Linked DNA regions of Homo sapiens: region 1 is linked to region 2. Evidence: chromatin loops called from intact Hi-C (ENCODE). Cell type or tissue: A673. All regions are shown on one strand. Region 1 overlaps NTNG2 (netrin G2). Region 2 overlaps NTNG2 (netrin G2).

The links. Peaks named below come from ENCODE experiments on the same cell type or tissue, not always from the same donor. Only the 100,000 strongest peaks of a DNase experiment are listed, where the experiment ranks them.
Region 1: a loop joins it to region 2, with 2.7 times the contacts of the local background. A loop is called at or near these places in 32 of 110 quality-filtered maps.

Annotation. Positions count from the first base shown.
Region 1 is chr9:132,179,656-132,187,655 of GRCh38, reverse strand. All of the region lies in intron 2 of NTNG2 (netrin G2), which reads right to left. Among named protein-coding and RNA genes, the nearest start is that of NTNG2, 22 kb to the right of the region's middle. RefSeq lists enhancers at 636-1,249, 1,600-1,894. In A673, a CTCF peak has its summit at 4,912; DNase peaks (open chromatin) are centred at 1,855, 4,665, 4,965, 5,555 and 1 weaker place; H3K4me3 peaks cover 1,159 bases; H3K27ac peaks cover 3,626 bases.
Region 2 is chr9:132,230,504-132,238,503 of GRCh38, reverse strand. NTNG2 (netrin G2) reads right to left here. Exons shown (of 8, transcript NM_032536.4): 5 at 7,909-7,932. Among named protein-coding and RNA genes, the nearest start is that of NTNG2, 72 kb to the right of the region's middle. In A673, CTCF peaks have their summits at 1,743 (motif pointing left) and 1,943 (motif pointing right); DNase peaks (open chromatin) are centred at 1,963 and 3,753.

The DNA of each region.
Region 1 (8,000 bases), 51 kb after region 2:
CCTGACGGTCTCTAACTCTCTGAGCTCTCCCTCCCTCCCTCCCTCTTGTTTTCTGTCCCTCTCTCTCTCTCTCTCTCTCTCTCTCTTGCTCCCTCTCGCTCTCTGTGTGTGTGTTTCTCATTCTCCTTCTATGGTTTCATTGATCGCTGTCCCTCTTGCTCTCTGTGCTGCTAATTCCTTCCCCAGCGTGCAGGTGTCTCTCTCCTTCCCTTTCCAGATTCTCTTCGTGCACAGGCCCTGGACAACAGACAGCAAGGTCACCCTCCCCGCTCGTGAATCAGCGTAAACCAACCTGGCATTTTAGGGCTGGAGCTGCAGCTGGCCAAGGCGGCTTTTCTGTTTTGTTTTCTGGTTGGAGCAATTTTCCTCCCAGCTCCAAGCAATTACTCAGGCAGGGGCAGGCAAGCGAGCCTCCAAGCGCTGCCTCCCCAGGGACTCGCTTGTCCCAGCAATGAGCCTCCCAAAGCCACGGCGACCGCCCCTGCTCCTCCCCCAGGGGGGCCACAGTGGGCATGGCCTGGGCACAGGTCCACCTTGAACCCAGAGTCTCTGGCTGCCTCTCGAACCTGCCTCGGCTCAAAAGGAGACCCAGAAAATGCATCTCAGTTCCTTGGTTGCTCAGAGCGGCTCTCCTCACCGCCCCTCACCCCGCATTATTTGGGAGGAAAGGGAGCACTTTAGGCCTTTCAACCCTGCCCACAGTGTTCCTCCTTCCAGAACCTTCTGTGAGTGTGAACTCTGGGAGAGCAGGGGCCTTACCCACCTTTGTGCCACACTCCCAACAGCTGTTTGCACACAGCGGTATATGACAAACATTCCCTAACTGAGCGAGGACCCTCTGCAGTGGCTCCAGGCAGTTCTATCCAGGTAGGACGCTGCCTGGGGGAGAGGCGGTGGGCATCCGCGGGCTTCGCTCCGCTTTGGGGATGCTGTTCCAGCAGATCGACTGCTTAGTCTTCTTACACCAATTCGGGTTGCCCCCACAGAACACCCTGAGATCCTTTCGGAGGACCTGAGGGCATTGGGCTGCCCTGATGGACGAGCTGCCCGGGAGAGGGTCAACTGGGAAGCCAAGGTCAGAAAGCAAGGATGAAATGCCAGGCCTGGTGTGGGCACCCACTGCTCATCAGGACCGCAGACCCCTGAATGACTGATCTCCTCCGTCAGCCGAACCACCAGAGTGTGGTGGGCGGGGAGGCATTGCCATGGCTCTGGCTAGACAAGGGTTAATCTCTCCAGGAACTTAAAAATGTATTATTGTTTTCTTAAAGGACACATTCTGCTTTGCCCTGGGCATATGTGGATTCTTCCCACAGCCAGATTTCCAGGAATGTTTGGGGCAGGAAATTCTATCCCAGTTGAAGAGTGCCCGTGCATCCCTGGGGCACCCCACAGGCGACTGACAGAATGGACCAGACACATGGGCGTCTGTCTCAGACAGGGTAAGGCTCCCCTTCTCTTGCATACCTCTAGCGACAGGGGTTTCATTACCACAGAAGGCAGATAGGTGAAACCCCACTGCTCCCTCCTTCGAGTGTGGGGCTGAAATTTGGCCGGTGCTTTGCATTTTTTCTTGGTCCCAGGTTCCCTATTTTTCTCTGGCTATGCTGTAAACACTTTCTAATTGATTAGAAAAAGGAGAGAGGGAGGCCGGGTGAGGCTAAGCCCTCCTCCTTCCCCACACCAGGAGCTCAGTGATCCTCAAACACTTCCCTAGCAGGGCCAGCGGGAGCGCTCAGCCGCTGCTGCTCCTCCTCCTTTCCCTCCTCCTCCTCCTCCCACTCCTCCTCCTCCTCCCACTCCTCCTCCTCCTCCCACTCCTCCTCCTCCTCCCTGCACACACAGGGGCTCAGTCTGGCGCCTCCCTTCCTGCCCACTCCCTACTCAGGGCTTCACTGGCCACCCAAACAGCTCAACACTTTCATACTTTTTTAAAAAGTAAATGAAAGGAGAGATGGAAGGATGAAAGAACGGGAGAGAAGAAAAGGGAAAGAAAGATAAGGGGGCGGGCGGGGGAAAGGCACCGAGAGGAAGAGGGCTACATCCGGAGAAGCCCAGGAAAGTGCATTATTGATTCAGGACTTAGAAAATGCTTAGAGAGTAGGAACAGCGCCCTGCTCTTTAAAAGCTTGTGCAGAGCATAAGCTAGACCCAGGCAGCCTTCCCAAAGAGGGCCCACTCTGCCGCCATGAATATTTTATCACGGAGGGAGGAAAAAAGTGGCTGTGAGGGTTTCAGTGCCGGGGTGGGGTGAGGGACAGGCCCCCCTGGCTGGGGCGCTTGGTAGCTGCCTCTCCTCGGATCCCCTCCCCAGATCCTGGGGGCCTTTTCTGGGCCCCCTCTCCTCTTCTCTGAGAGCTGCCCTGGGCTTTCTTGCTGATCAACAGGGCCTCAGCCAGCTTCCAACAGAGGCCCAGGGTGGGGAAGGGGGTCGGGGGAAGCATCAGCTGAAAGAGGTTTCCGGATGGGCTGAGAGTGAAGCCTGGTCCCCAGCAGTGGTTTCTCCTAAAGGCTCACTCTGTTCTCCCCTGCCCCGCCTTGGTTGGGGCCTCCACCGACCCCTCTAGCCTCCCCACCCCCAGCCCATTCTCAGCCTGCAGCCAGACACCCTTCCCTTTGTCTCCAGCTCCTCCTCAGAGCCCCAGCGCCTTCCCCTTCTTAAGTCCAAACCCTGGGCCTGGCTCTGCCACCAGCTCTGCCTCTCTCCCTTGTCTTTCCAGCCTTGTTTTCTTTGAGACAGAGTTTCGCTCTTGTTGTCCAGGCTGGAGTGCACTGGTACGATCTTGGCTCACTGCAACCTCGGCCTCCCGGGTTCAAGTGATTCTCCTACCTCAGCCTCCCAAGTAGCTGGGATTACCGGATGTGCCTCCACACCTGGCTAATTTTGTATTTTTAGTAGAGACTGGGTTTCCCCATGTTGGTCAGGCTGGTCTCGAACTCCTGACCTCAGGTGATCCACCCGCCTCGGCCTCCCAAAGTGCTGGGATTACAGGCGTGAGCCACCATGTCCGGCTTCTGGCCTCGTTTTCTACTGGCCAGTCTCTCCCGCCCTTTGGATGCCCCCTCCACCCCGCGGAGCTTTCAGGTTGAGCCATCTTCTGTCTACAGCTCTCCCTCCAGCCTTTGGCAGGTGTCTGCTTAAATTTCTTTTCCTCAGGGAAAACACCCCTGGCCACTGCCCCCCAGTCCCAAGGGAGCACTGGGTCACAGTTTTCCCCAGTGGCTTCTTCGGTTAATGACGGGTGTGTCCCCTCCCCACTGTGTGCTTCAGGAAGGCAGGGGCGGAGCCTGACACAGCCGAGTGACTCCCCCTCCTCGGCCCCTTCCCTCTCCAGGTGTTCCATACTCAGAACCAGGTCTTAGGAGTAGACACAGCACCCGATGGACGGGGCCTGCCCCTGAGAACAGCCAGAAGCTGCGACCTCCGAGGGTTTCTTCCTGCTGGTCTCTGAGGAGTTAAGAGGCGGTGGGGCCGATGAAAGAGTAAAGTTACTGGGTCTGCCCACACCTGGGGACACCTGGACAGGTACACCCCTCTGTGGATGAACCCTGGCTCGTCGTTGGGGGTGGGTGCGAGTAGTGAGGCTGGGCTGGTAAGTTTCATTGATTTATTCATTCACTTATTCATCAACTATTTGTGAACATCCTTCGTGCCCCAGAGAAGCAGCTCTTAGATTTGGCCACCCATGAAAACATGACAATACCTGGGGACGGGAGGGGTGTGGCAACATTCCTGGGCCCTAAGGTCAGAAATTCTACTCCAAATTGAAAGCTAACAAACAAACCAACAAACTAACCAATCGAGTAATTAACCAACCAACTAACCAAAACCCTCAGCAGGTGACTCAGATGTGTGGCCAGGTTTGAGAGGCTGGTCCAGGTGGTCCAGGGAAGGGCCCCCACACGATGACACTGTTCCTGTTATTTTACCTACAGGTGGGGAAGCCAAGAGCCCCTGAGCCAGATGCTTGCTCAAGGTCACACTTCTGGTGACTCGGGCAATTTGCTCCCTTTTGGGAATGTTGACCGTTCTGCTGTGTCCACCAGAGAAGTCACCTGTGTCCTGGTCCCCATGAGTGGCACAGATGACAAGCCCTGGAGGTGACGGGCTGGGGCAGTCAGAAGGCTTCCTGGGGGAGGTGGGATTTCATCTGGACTCAGGACAGGTGGAGGGACACTCGACTAGTCTGGGAGGATGGTGCTCTAGGTCGACTGAGCAAAGGGCCAGGCTGGACACACAAAACACTGCAGGGGGGCAATGGGTTAACGCATGCACGCTGCTGAGCCAGGAGCTTGGTGGGGAGCGCAGGAGAGAAGGCCAAAGGGAGGCCAGGAGCCAGATGGGCAGCTTGACATTAAGCAGCGCCCGTGACAGCCCTAATGCTGGCCGGCCCCCTCCTTCCAGGAAGACAGGTGAAGAGCCTGGGAACAAAGTGTGAGGGCTTAAGTGGCCCTCTCCCAAGCCTGGAGAGCTGGCACCCCTCGGCACCCAGGAAGCCAGAAGGAGGATGGAGCACCTGCAGCTCAGATGTGAGAGAGGCTCTGAGAGAGCCGAGGCAGGCCATGGAATTCTCTTCCTCCTGGTCTTTCAGTTTTAAGACGACAAGATGCTTCAGGCTGGAAGGGCTCCAGGGCAGGCCTGGGAGAGGTTTCAATCGGTGCTTCTCAAACTTGGCTGTGCACTGGGACCACCTGGGGAGGTTTAATGCCTCCTCCTGCTGGGCCGCCCAGAGAGGCTGCTGAAGCTGGTCTGGGGGGCAGCTGCGGCAGGGGGGGAATGAAAAGCTCCCAGGCAAGTCCAGTGTGCACCCCGGCTGAGAGCCAGCCGAGTGGCTTAGAGGGCAGCCTGGTCCCTGCCCGCTCCGCTCCTGGTGGGGTCATAGCTGCCCGCTGGGCTTGAGGCCTTCGAGAAGACTGCCCCAAGTGTTGGGAGATGGAAAAGAGCCACAAAACCTGAAACCTCCCTTTCCTGCTGGGAGACAACCCGTACTCTGTACCCAAGGCTGCAGTTCTCAGCTGATGCCTGAGCCCCTTGGGGGAAGGTCCTGGGCATCACGGCTAGTCAGGGCTGATGAGGCGCAGCGTCCACCCAAGGTCGTGGCTGCTGCCTCCAGGACCCCCTGGGTGGGACAATTTTCCATTTTGGAGCGGGCAGAGACAGCAAGGAAGGCCACCCAGCCCCCCACCCACTTGGGCCTCCTCCTTCCAGTGCCCCTCCTCTAGGCTGAGAGGCGGCCAACCCAGTGCAGGGGAGGGGAACTGGGCAGGAGGGTAGGGCTGCCCCGTGCCAAGCAGACAGGCCTGGAGCCCTCCCTTGGCAGACAGCACACTCCTCCACCCCCTGCACCCTCCACCCTCTATTTTTAGGCCCATTATTGTCCATTGTTGGGTGCAATTTTTTCCCCCACTCCTTCCCCAGAAAAACAATCAGGTTCCTCCAGGCAAAGCCATCTCGCCTTCCCCAGAGCTGGTGCGTGGGAGCACGCTCGCTGCCAAATAGACATGAAATAAGTGAATTATCAAGTAACTGGATTAGCGGACTCCATTGTGTCTCAAAGGGCAGGGGGTGGGGAACACCGTCACTCCTCCGGGCCCTCCCTTCTCTGGGCTGCCGGGGTGTGCTGGGGGAGGAGAGGCTGACAGGGACAGTATGCTCACCAGCACACATGGCTGCACGCACGCACACACACACACAGATGACAGCCGCCTCCGTCTATCAGGCGCTTTCTGAGATCCAGAGCGACTCGTGTCAGCTGAGCAGCCTGTTTAGGAACCTGGATGCCGGGCCGGGCGGCCCAGGCTGGAGGTGCCAGCCTCCTCTACTTAGAAGCTGTGTGGCCTTCGGCAAGTGGCTTAAATTCTCTGAACCTGAGATTCCTCATATTCAAAACGGATCTAAATACAAGCTCTACCTTAAGACTTCTGTGAGAGTTCAATGAGCTATAGCTTAGGTTAAGGGCTTGGTATACATGAGGCACTCAACAAATGCTCGATGTTTCTGCTCTGAGGAGAAGGATATAGAATCAAGAAAGTCTGGCTATGGCCAGGCACGGTGGCTCACGCCTGTAATCCCGACACTTTGGGAGGCTGAGGTGGGCGGATCACTTAAGGTCAGGAGATCAGCCTGGCCAACATGGTGAAACTTTGTCTCTACTAAAAATACAAAAATTAGCCAGGCATGGTGGCAGGTGCCTGTAATCCCAGCTACTTGGGAGGCTGAGGAAGGAGGATTGCTTGAACTTGGGAGGTGGAGGTTGCAGTGAGCCAAGATCATGCCACTGCCCTCCAGCCTGGGTGACAGAGCAAGACTCCGTCTCAAAAAAAAAAAAAAAAGAAAGTGAGCCCAGGAGTTTAAGACCAGCCTGGGCAACATGGCAAAACCCCATCTCTACAAAAATACAAAAATTAGCCAGGCATGGTGGTGCATGCCTGTGATCCCAGGTGCTCAGGAGGCTGAAGTGGGAGGATCACTGGAGCCCAGGAGGTCGAGGCTGCAGTGAGCCAAGACTGCTTCACTGCACTCCAGCCTGGGTGACAGAGTGAGACCCTGTCTCAAAAAAAAGAGAAAGTCCTCAGACAATTGGACCAGACAATTACAGGGAACCAAACCCTGATTTCCCTGAGGGTAGAAGAGCCCCCAGAAGGCAGAACCTGCTCAGGCCAGATGATTGACCGAAAGTGACCACGGATGGACTCAGAGAAATCTGGGAAGTCCCTGAAAGTGTTTGCAACCTTATATGTGTGTGTGTGTGCCTGTGCATGAGCCCAGTGTTTGCACACACGTGTGCACATGCGTGGTTCTAGGAAGAGCACCATGGATTCTCAAGTGGGGCCATGACCATTAAAAGTGAGAAGCTCCCGCTCCAGGGTTTTCTGGGTAGGTTCCCTGCATTTCTCCCCTCTGGGTCTTCCTGGATGCTGGGAGGTTATTGCATCTCTCTATCGTTCTTTCTCTTTCTCTCTCTCTCCGTCTCCCTGAAGCAGAATCTGGGGGTACAGTGGGACTCTGAGGTTGACCTGCAGACCCCCTCATTTTACAGGCAGGAAGTCTATACCCCGAAATGGGAAGAGACTTGCCCGGGGCCACCCAGTTCCTGGCAGCCAGTGCCTGGGGGAGCCCCGTCCCTAGGAGCTGAGCCCCAGGACGGTGCCAGCCCCAGAACTGTGGGCAAAGGTTTTGGATGTTGCCTGGGTGGGGACAGGGGCAGAGACAAGGTGCGTTCTGGATTAACAGCCTTCTCCACTTGCTGCCACCTGCTTTTGGCCATCTCTTGATCCCCCAGAGGGAGGGACACCTCCCAGAAGGACACTGCCCTGTTGCAGGCTGGCAGCAGAGGATGGCCTGCCTTGGTGGAGGGCAGGAGCACCGTGGGCTCATCTCTCATTGGTCTCTTCTTCACCTTTTGCCCGACAGCAGACTTCTGCTTCGGCCAAGGGAAAATGCCTGGTCGTGTTTCATTTCCTTTTATTTCCCCAGCCGACTCTTGGAGTCAAGTGGACGAATGACTTGGGCAGCAGGAGGGAAGTGGAATGAGGGGCTGAAGAGGCCCAAACGGTCCCTGAGAGACCCAAGACAAACTGCCCTGGGACAGAAGGATGCCAGGTCCTTGAAGACAGGCCTGAGTCCCTTTCCACAGGGTGGGCAGTTCTGGAACACTCCAGGGTTAGATTCACAGGGATCCACACACCTGGATATTCCAATACAATTCCCTCCTGCCAACGAGACCCCAAGAGGTCAGGGGACCCCTCTGTGGCCGCCCAGTGAGATCCCAGCCCCGCTAGCTCTCAATTTCAGAACGACCATTCGAACTCCTGTGTGACAGAAGGCAGGACAGGACAGTGACGGAGGCCCTGGAGACCGATCCTAGTTTTGGCTGTGCAAACTTGGGTCAGCATCTCCACCTCCCTGCACCTTCCTCTCCTCATCTGCACTCTGACCTGGCTCCGTCCTGTTACGAGAGGGCAAAAAGCTGCACACATGGGGTGCTTTGCACAGCGTC
Region 2 (8,000 bases):
TAAGAGTGAGTGCCACTTTAAAGCAGGAGCCCTGGGAACCTGCATGCCTCCCCCTGGTCCTGGCCCGGCTTCTGACTCGCTGCTCCTGGAAGCACATGGTTTCATACCAAGGACCACCACCACCATGTCCTGCCGCCTCCTGCACCCCACCCCTACGTGGTTCTCAGGCTGACCCCTGCCTAACCAGCTCCGCTCCAAGGACCAGACAAGCCCGTGACTGCCTGGGGCAAGGCTCTCAGGGATTGGAGGTGAATCCCACATTGTCAATGGAGGATTTGGTGAGGAAGGTCACCATCCCTAAGAATGGGGGGGCATCCCTTGATGTTCCTACGAAGGGACACAGTACTCACCCACCCACCCACCCTCCAGCAAGAAAGCCAATGTGGCTGCCCCCGAACAAGGAAGGACAACGGCCACCCTCTTGAAACACCATCTGTGTATCTCTAGAGGACCCAGCTTCCCTTTTGTGATGGGATGAGGGACTGACCCAGTGGTCAAGGGCATGGGAGACTAGAGAAACAGCCTGTGCCCAGGAGAGATGGTGGGCACTCCCACCTGTGGGCCACCTAGTCCTGCCCCCTTCACTTTGTCCCTCCAGAGATAATGAGGAGATGAGGCATCCTCTAAGTGTCCCAAAGAGCAGCATCGGTGACCCGTGTGTCCCAGATTCTGCTTCAACCAACACGAGCCCCAGGGCCACACCTCCCAGGGGAGCCGGGATGGGCTATTTCTGGCATCTGCTCTGCCTGCTGTGTGGCCTGCCCACTGTGCCCAAGTTGGCTTCTGACTCATACCTGCTCCCAGCTCCCTTGGGGAGGGAGGCCTGTAGGGAAGAGAGACTCAGTTTAACCTTGACCCAGCTACTCCAGGAGGGTTTTCGGAGCCAGGCATCGGTCCTCTATCCTGCACCGTCTTTTTCCAGCGGCGGATGGGGAACAGGTGTCAGGGAGGGCTGATGGGGCCCCAGGTCCATCCTCTTACCTTGGAATTCTTCAATAGGCATCACTTGAGGAGATTTGGGCTTGAGCTGGAAAAGTTTGTAGCCCTTGGCAGGGGCAGGGGCAGCGGCAGGGGTGCCCACAGCTTGGAGAGATGAGAAACAGGTTCTTTCGTCTGTCATGGTCCCACTGCCCAGGGAAGAGCCCAGCAAAGGCTTCCGAGCCGCCCTGGGCCAGCTCTAGGGCAGGCAGCCTTGTCGCCTGCTCAGATGTGAGGGAGGGAGAGGCCCCTCTGGCCTCAAATCACACAGCCCCTCTCCTCGAAGAGCCCAGGGAGGTGGGGCCCCTTCCTGAAGGAAACACAGCACATCCCAAGCTTGCAAATCAGCCCTGCCCTTGGTCCCCTCTCTGAGACCATGGACACATCTGGCTGGATTAATCCTCCAAATGACTTCTGTAACCCCTGACACCCCCGCGCCCTGCTAAGACCTTCTTGGAAGCCAAACTGTTTTTAGATAGATTGACATCACATTGCACACCACGCCCGTCTCTTGCTCTCCCCACCGCCTCTCCAAACTTCCTGGAGCATCAAACCCAGAGACTAAACTTGGCATTTAAGGACTTTGGCATCTCCCTTCCTTTCTGAAACACTCTTCCTGCTCCAGCCGAAGTGAATCCTTCGCTGTCCCTGGAGTCCCACTCGCAAGTGCTGTCAAGCCAGGAACACGGACGGCACCTGCCTTCCACTGCCCAGAATCCCGCTGGGACCCCAACGCCCTATCTGTGGGTGAGCAGGCCACTGTCCCGGGATCGTCACTACCTTGGCTTCCCTCTGGGGGTCTGTGGTGCCCTGGTTGGCCCAGGGTAGGGAAGCGATGGCTCCCGCCAGCTCTGTCTCCATCACCACAGAGGACACCAGGCCCAGGTCCTCCAGGTTTCTAGGAACCGAGCCTCAGACCCTCTCTAAACATGCTTCCAGCGCCAGAGCTTCCTGCCAGTAGAGGGCGCTCAAAGCCCTGCTCGCTGCTCAGAGCTGGGGCTGGAGGAAATTTGAACATGTGAGCTGGAAGGAACAGCTCACCTGTTCCCTAGACCTCAGGCCCTAATTCCCCACCCAGGCTTGGTGAGCTGGGGCCAGGGACAATTTCCCTTCTGGAGAGTCGGGCAGGCCTGCGCGTTTCCTTGGCATGTCTGTCTATGGCTACAGATGAGCCCTGTGTCTCCTCCCACGTAGCAGGAGGATGTCAGTGTCTTCCAGGACCCCGCCCTCCCTCCTTTAACCCACACATTTTCCACTTTGTCAGGCTCCCTGCCATCCCACTGCCAAGCCTTTGCCCCGGCTGGCCCTGCGGCCTGGAATGTGCTGCCTTCTCCCTTCACCCACCACAGTCCACCCTCCGAGGTCTCATGGCCCCCGCTCCTGCAGGAAGCCCCCTCTGACTCTCTGATCCAGCAACTGCCCAGGTGTCCTGTGAGCAAGGGCAGCTGGAGAGGGGGGTTCCTGTCGTGGGAGGCGGGGCCTCTACCAGACTCCGAAGCCCTCGGAGGGAGTGCTGGTGGAAGGGCTTGGCGTGGGGGTGCCACATGGAACCTCTTGAAGCAGGTGAGCTTGGGGGCAGAGCTGGTAGACCTGCTCTACCAGGCCGCTCCCTCACCACTGTGCCCTAGAGCTCCCCAGGCACCGACATTCTACACCCGTGCCCTCAGTTGGTTCCTGCGGCCCCCCTCCAACCTCAGGTCCCCACCATGCACACCTGCTACTTCCACTACAGAGGGAGGGGCCTACGAGTCTAAGAGGGCGCTTCCCCGGGGTCTCAGGCCCATCACAGGCCTTGCCCCCCCATACCTTCTGCACGGGAGGCCACCTGGGACCACCTGCTCGAGAGAGGGGCAGCCGTAGATGGCCTGGTCCACTCTTGGGGGGAAGAAGAGAAGAAACCAAGTTATGCGAGGGGGTGGTGCTGAGGGAAGCTGGGTACATACTGAGGCATCACAGCCCCGCACCCCACAGGCCCCTTAGAAGCAGCAGCACTATAAGGAGAGGCTCTGTCTACACTGGCCAAAGGAATTGGGTCCAAATCTACTACATAGGCAGCATCTACACTATTTCAGCCTGTGGAGGGCACATGCAGACTTAAAGCCCGATAGATGAGAGGTGAACCCATGCCTGAGAATCTGCATATTCTTCAGCGAGACCCTTCTACACTCCCTGTGCCGTCCCCGTTCTGACTGAAGGACAGAGCTAGACCAGGTCCCGCCTCTGGGCCCAGACCTCTCTGAGCTGATGTCTCTGGCTAATGGCTGCGAAGTGGGACATGTGTTCCGGCCAAGATCTTACATGTGTCCAGAAGTGTCCTGGAAGGTGTCCTTCCTGTCCAGCCGCAATCCAGGGACCGGAGCCTTCCCCAGCATCTGACCTGCTTCCCTGATCACTGCCCTTCTACCTTCCTGACCCCTGGCCTGGCCCATTTTCACCAGGGACCCCAGCATGAACCAGTGACACAACGCTCAGCCCGTAGACTAACGGGACACACAGCCAGCAAGGCAGGCAGGCAGGGCTGGCAAAGAACTGCCCTGTGCCCAAATTTCAAAGGACAAACCCAGAGGGACAGGGGAGCGCTGCTGTTTTCCGCTTCTTGAAGGGATTATACACAACGGTGGCTGTGGGGAAAGAAAAGGAAAAGCTACCAGCTAACAAGTGCGGAAGACTTTCCAGCTGGGAGCGGGGAGCTTTGGACATGAATTGACTTTAATATGATGTTCAGTGGGAAGATGAGGCCGCCAGGCCCAAATTGGCAAGGGCTTAATTAGAGCCATGAGAAAGCCAGCCCTGAAGGCATTTGCTTCAGAGCCTGTCTCCCTCCATCCTCCGTGGCCCAGCCCAGGAAAGGATTAGTGTCTCCAGCGGCGTTTTCCGCCCGCAGCGCTGTCCTCCAGACAGCTTGACATTGGCAGGCGGGAGAAACATCTGGCCCAGGAGTTCAGAGGCCCAGCTGGACTCTGTTCAAAGAGCCCGAAGCACCTGTTGGGAGGCACTCGGGGGTATTCAGGATCTTTCAGGGACCAGGGTCTTGGGGAGGGAGAGAGTCCTGGCTTGGCTGCCCAGGGACACACTCAGGTGTGTGGGAAGCAAGTTCTCGCCATGGCCTGTGTGCTGTGCCAAGGCCCCATGGAAGCCCGGTCTGCTCCTTTGGAACTGGGAAGCCCTGCAAGCCAGGCCTTGGAGACAGCACTACTTGGCCGGGTGCGGTGGCTCACGCCTGGAATCCCAGCACTTTGGGAGGCTGAGGCGGGTGGATCACTTGAGGTCAGGAGTTCAACACCAGCCTGACCAACATGGTGAAACCCTGTCTCTCTAAAAAGACAAAAAGTAGCTGAACATGGTGACAGGTGCCTGTAATCCCAGCTACTCGGGAGGCTGAGGCAGGAGAATTGCTTGAACCTGGGGGGGCGGAGGTTGCAGTGAGCTGAGATTGCTCCATTGCACTCCAGCCTCAGCGACAAGAGCGAAACTCCATCTCAAAAAAAAAAAAAAAAAAGATAGCTCTACCTCATAGCCCCTGGAGGCCTCAGGACAATAGCTTTGGGTGGCTGAGTTGGCGAGCCCTGAGTTCAAATCCTGCCCGTGCCTCTCCATAATTCTGAGACCTTGAGCAGCTGCCCCTTTTTTCTTCTGAAACAGCTTGATTGAGGTGTAATTTACATATCATAAAATCCAGCTGCTTCTTCCTAAGCCTCGATCCCCTCACCTGTGGGACTAGGAAAATAACAGCCTCCATCTCACGGAGCTGTGAGCCCAGAATACAATGATATGATGATACAATGATACGAGCACAGCCCAGGAGAACTCACCCTCAGCTACTGCAATGATCGTTTTCATTAATGGGGGCTCTGGACAGGGGCTTCAGTTGCTGAAGAGGAGGGAGGAGCCCCTAGATGTGGGCTGTAGGGGCCACTGGCTGTCACATTGGAGCCACCTCCTCCCCTAATGTCCTGCTTCTTGATACAGGGCTGAGGGTGCAGAGCAGCACTGTCTTGCCGAGAGGGAGGGTGTGCCTTCTGCTCACTGAGGGGGTCCTGGGGACCCTCACCTCCCCTGCATTTCCCACTCTGGCCTCTGACTTTTCCTCTTTAATTCCCAACTTTGCACAATCTGCCCAGCCTCCCACGGCTGCCCTGGCACCAAGTCAGAAGCAGCTCTGCAAATGGATTCCTCTGTGTGTGTGTGTGTGTACATGTGCGTGTGCATGCCTGTGTGTGTGCATGCATGTGTGTGTGTGCATGTGTGCACTTGCACATGTGATATGGAGAGTATCTGGCCTCCCAGCCAAACCCCTGTTTGGAGACAGGCACAGCACCCACCACCACTGTTTTTGCTTCTGTCTGCCCACCACAGGCTCAGCAGCAAAGCACAGGTCCCTTGTGGCTGGGCCAACCTATGTCTGAAGTCCAGAATTCTCAGAGTGACCCATGTCTTCCACCCCAAAGAGGATTCCTGGGTCAGGAGGCTTCCCGGAAATCCTCCAATCTTTTGGCTAGCCCCTGCCTCCTGTAAATGCCTCCTGCAGAAAAGGAAGGATGTAGAAAGAGGTGGGGTGTGCTGCCCCCAGGGGAGCTGCTCTGGATGGCCTAGGAAGGAGGAGGTCTTTCTCTCAGCATTTGCCCCTGTCTGGGGAGCCTGAGTGTCCACCCAGCAACAGGCCGAGGCAGGAGCTGATGGAGGGGACTCTGCCCTTTAGAAATGCCACCCCCCAAGGGGGAAGGATCAGTGGGGCAGGTCTCCTTGGATCAGAGAGATGGAGGGCCAGGGCACTACCCAAGGGGCCAGGAGTCCCCACCAGGTCCTCCCTGCAGGGTGGCGGGGGACAGGGTGTGGCAGGCTATTGGAGCACCCCTCCCTGGCTGGGACCAGGAAGAATTCCCCTTGGTCATCGTCTTCCTGGTGCCCTCTGGGAAGGATAAATCCTTTCAGACCCCTGGCACCTGCACTGCACAGAGTGCAGGGATACTCCCCAGGTGAGTCCAGGTGAGAGCAGAGGCCCACTCCAGCACCCCCAGCCTTGAATACACGTGAATCCCTCCGTTGGAGGGGAGCGAGAATCAGGTTTCCATGCCTGTCTGTGGCAGACCCCTGAGGGGGCAGGACGTCTGGCCCTGGCCTGGCCTTGCACTACACACACAGCCTCCACATTCCCAGCAGCCCACGGTGTCCAAACTCAGCTCCAGAGGCTCCCTTTGCCCTGCTGATCAGAGACATTTGCTTTCTGGGCTAACCCTGCTCCATCCATCCCACCGGTGTGCTGCTGAGGGGCTAAGGACAGAGAGGCCCTGGGGGCCAGGTGGGGACAGGGTGTGGGCGGGGCTCCAGGGACCACGGAGGCAGAAGCACCATTGGGAGATAAGGCCAGTCTTTGGCTGCATGTCAGGATGGCCTCGCTGCCCCCAGCACCTTTCCTCTCAGTTCCTGCAGCCGTCTGGCCACAATGGTCTGGGAGCCCTTCCAAGCAATGGCTTGAAGGGCAGGAGGAAGACGACTTTGGAAGCTGAACTGATCCCTGAATCCCCTGGCTGGGCTCAGGAACAGGTTGACCCAGGTGTCCTCAAGCCCCTTTGGCCTGTGGCCTCCCAGCTCTAGGGTTCTAGCGTCTCTATTCTAAGAGCCAAGCCCCTGCTCTCTGCCCAGGGCTGCCGACCCTCCCACCCCAAGAGAGGCAGGGACCCAGGCTAGAAGCAGGAGAGGGTGGGATGACAGGGGTCGCTGTACCCTGGCACCCACCTGTGGGCTGTGGGGTGCTGGGCGCCATGGGGGCCCAGGCAGTGGACGTGGAGGGGACAGGAGTAGTAGGGGCCCCTGTCATGGCTGTGGTGGCCGCAGTGGCCACAGGGCCTTTGGGGTCGGGGTCTTTCTGGGACCTGCTGATGCCTGGTGAGAGATGGGAAAAGCAAGAGAGGGTTGGGGGGTTGCCGGGGTGGGGACACCACAGAGAAGCAACTTACGACGGCTGTGCAGACCAGCGTCCCTGCAGGGTCCAGCTTCTTTCTGGCGCCCTCTCGGCTCACTGGCTTCCCAGCCAGGGGCCCCCTGGGTCCGGGAGGGACAACTTGGGTGGGATGTGGGGCCCCACAGAGCCCTGGTGGAGGGTGACGGTGCACCCCAGAAGCATCTCTGAGATTTGGGGTCTGCTCCCGGCTGGCTCTTTGACATTGGCCAGTCCTCTCCTGCTGCCTCGCAGAGCAGATGGCGACCTCCCAGGGGGAGGGGTTTGCAAGGCTGAAAGGAGAGACCGTGCCTGGCACCCTGTGAGTGTCTGGGGACAGTCTCGATGACATTTACTGATAACCTGTGGGCGCCATGTCGCCCTCGCCCTCCTGGGGAACTCTCAGGACCCCCACCTCCTGCAGATGCCCCTCCCTGGTCCGACTCCCCTGGGACCTGAGCTGACCTGGACGAGCAGAGCCCTGGGACAAGCTGGCTGCAGAGGCTGCCCAGAGGGAGGCTGCCCCCATGGTTAGGCTAGGGGGTGGATTCTGCCCCTGGTGGGGGAAGGTCACCCCACTCTTGACTGGCAGGAGAGACTGCTCTCCCAGATCCAGGTGAGAGAAGTGGCGTGGGTGGCAGGAGGAGCAGGGAGCCCACCCAGGGGCCAAGAGACCTGCAAAAAGTCCTGTCCCGTTTTCCAAAGCAGCACTGATGGAGCTCCTGGGAGAGCCTGAGAGTTGCTGGGCCACAGGCCACAGCAAAATGACACATGACACATGGCATATGATGTGAAGTGGGGATGGGTGGAGGGGGGGAGGTGGAGGGGGGAGAGGTGGAGAAGCAGATGGGGTGTAATTAGAGGAGGGAGTGAATAGGCCCAAGTCCCAGAGGGGACACTGAAGCCCCTTTTTTCTCTCCAGCTTTTTCCAGGACATGCAAAGAGGCTCGTGCAGTGGGGGCCCTGGCCACCCTCCCCAGGCGTGTACTTACTGCCAAAGGAACCTGCAGTGGCACCTGTGGGAGAGAGACGGGCGTGAGCTGGCTGCCCCAGGGGAAGGGGCCTGGGTGTCACCTCCCTGCAG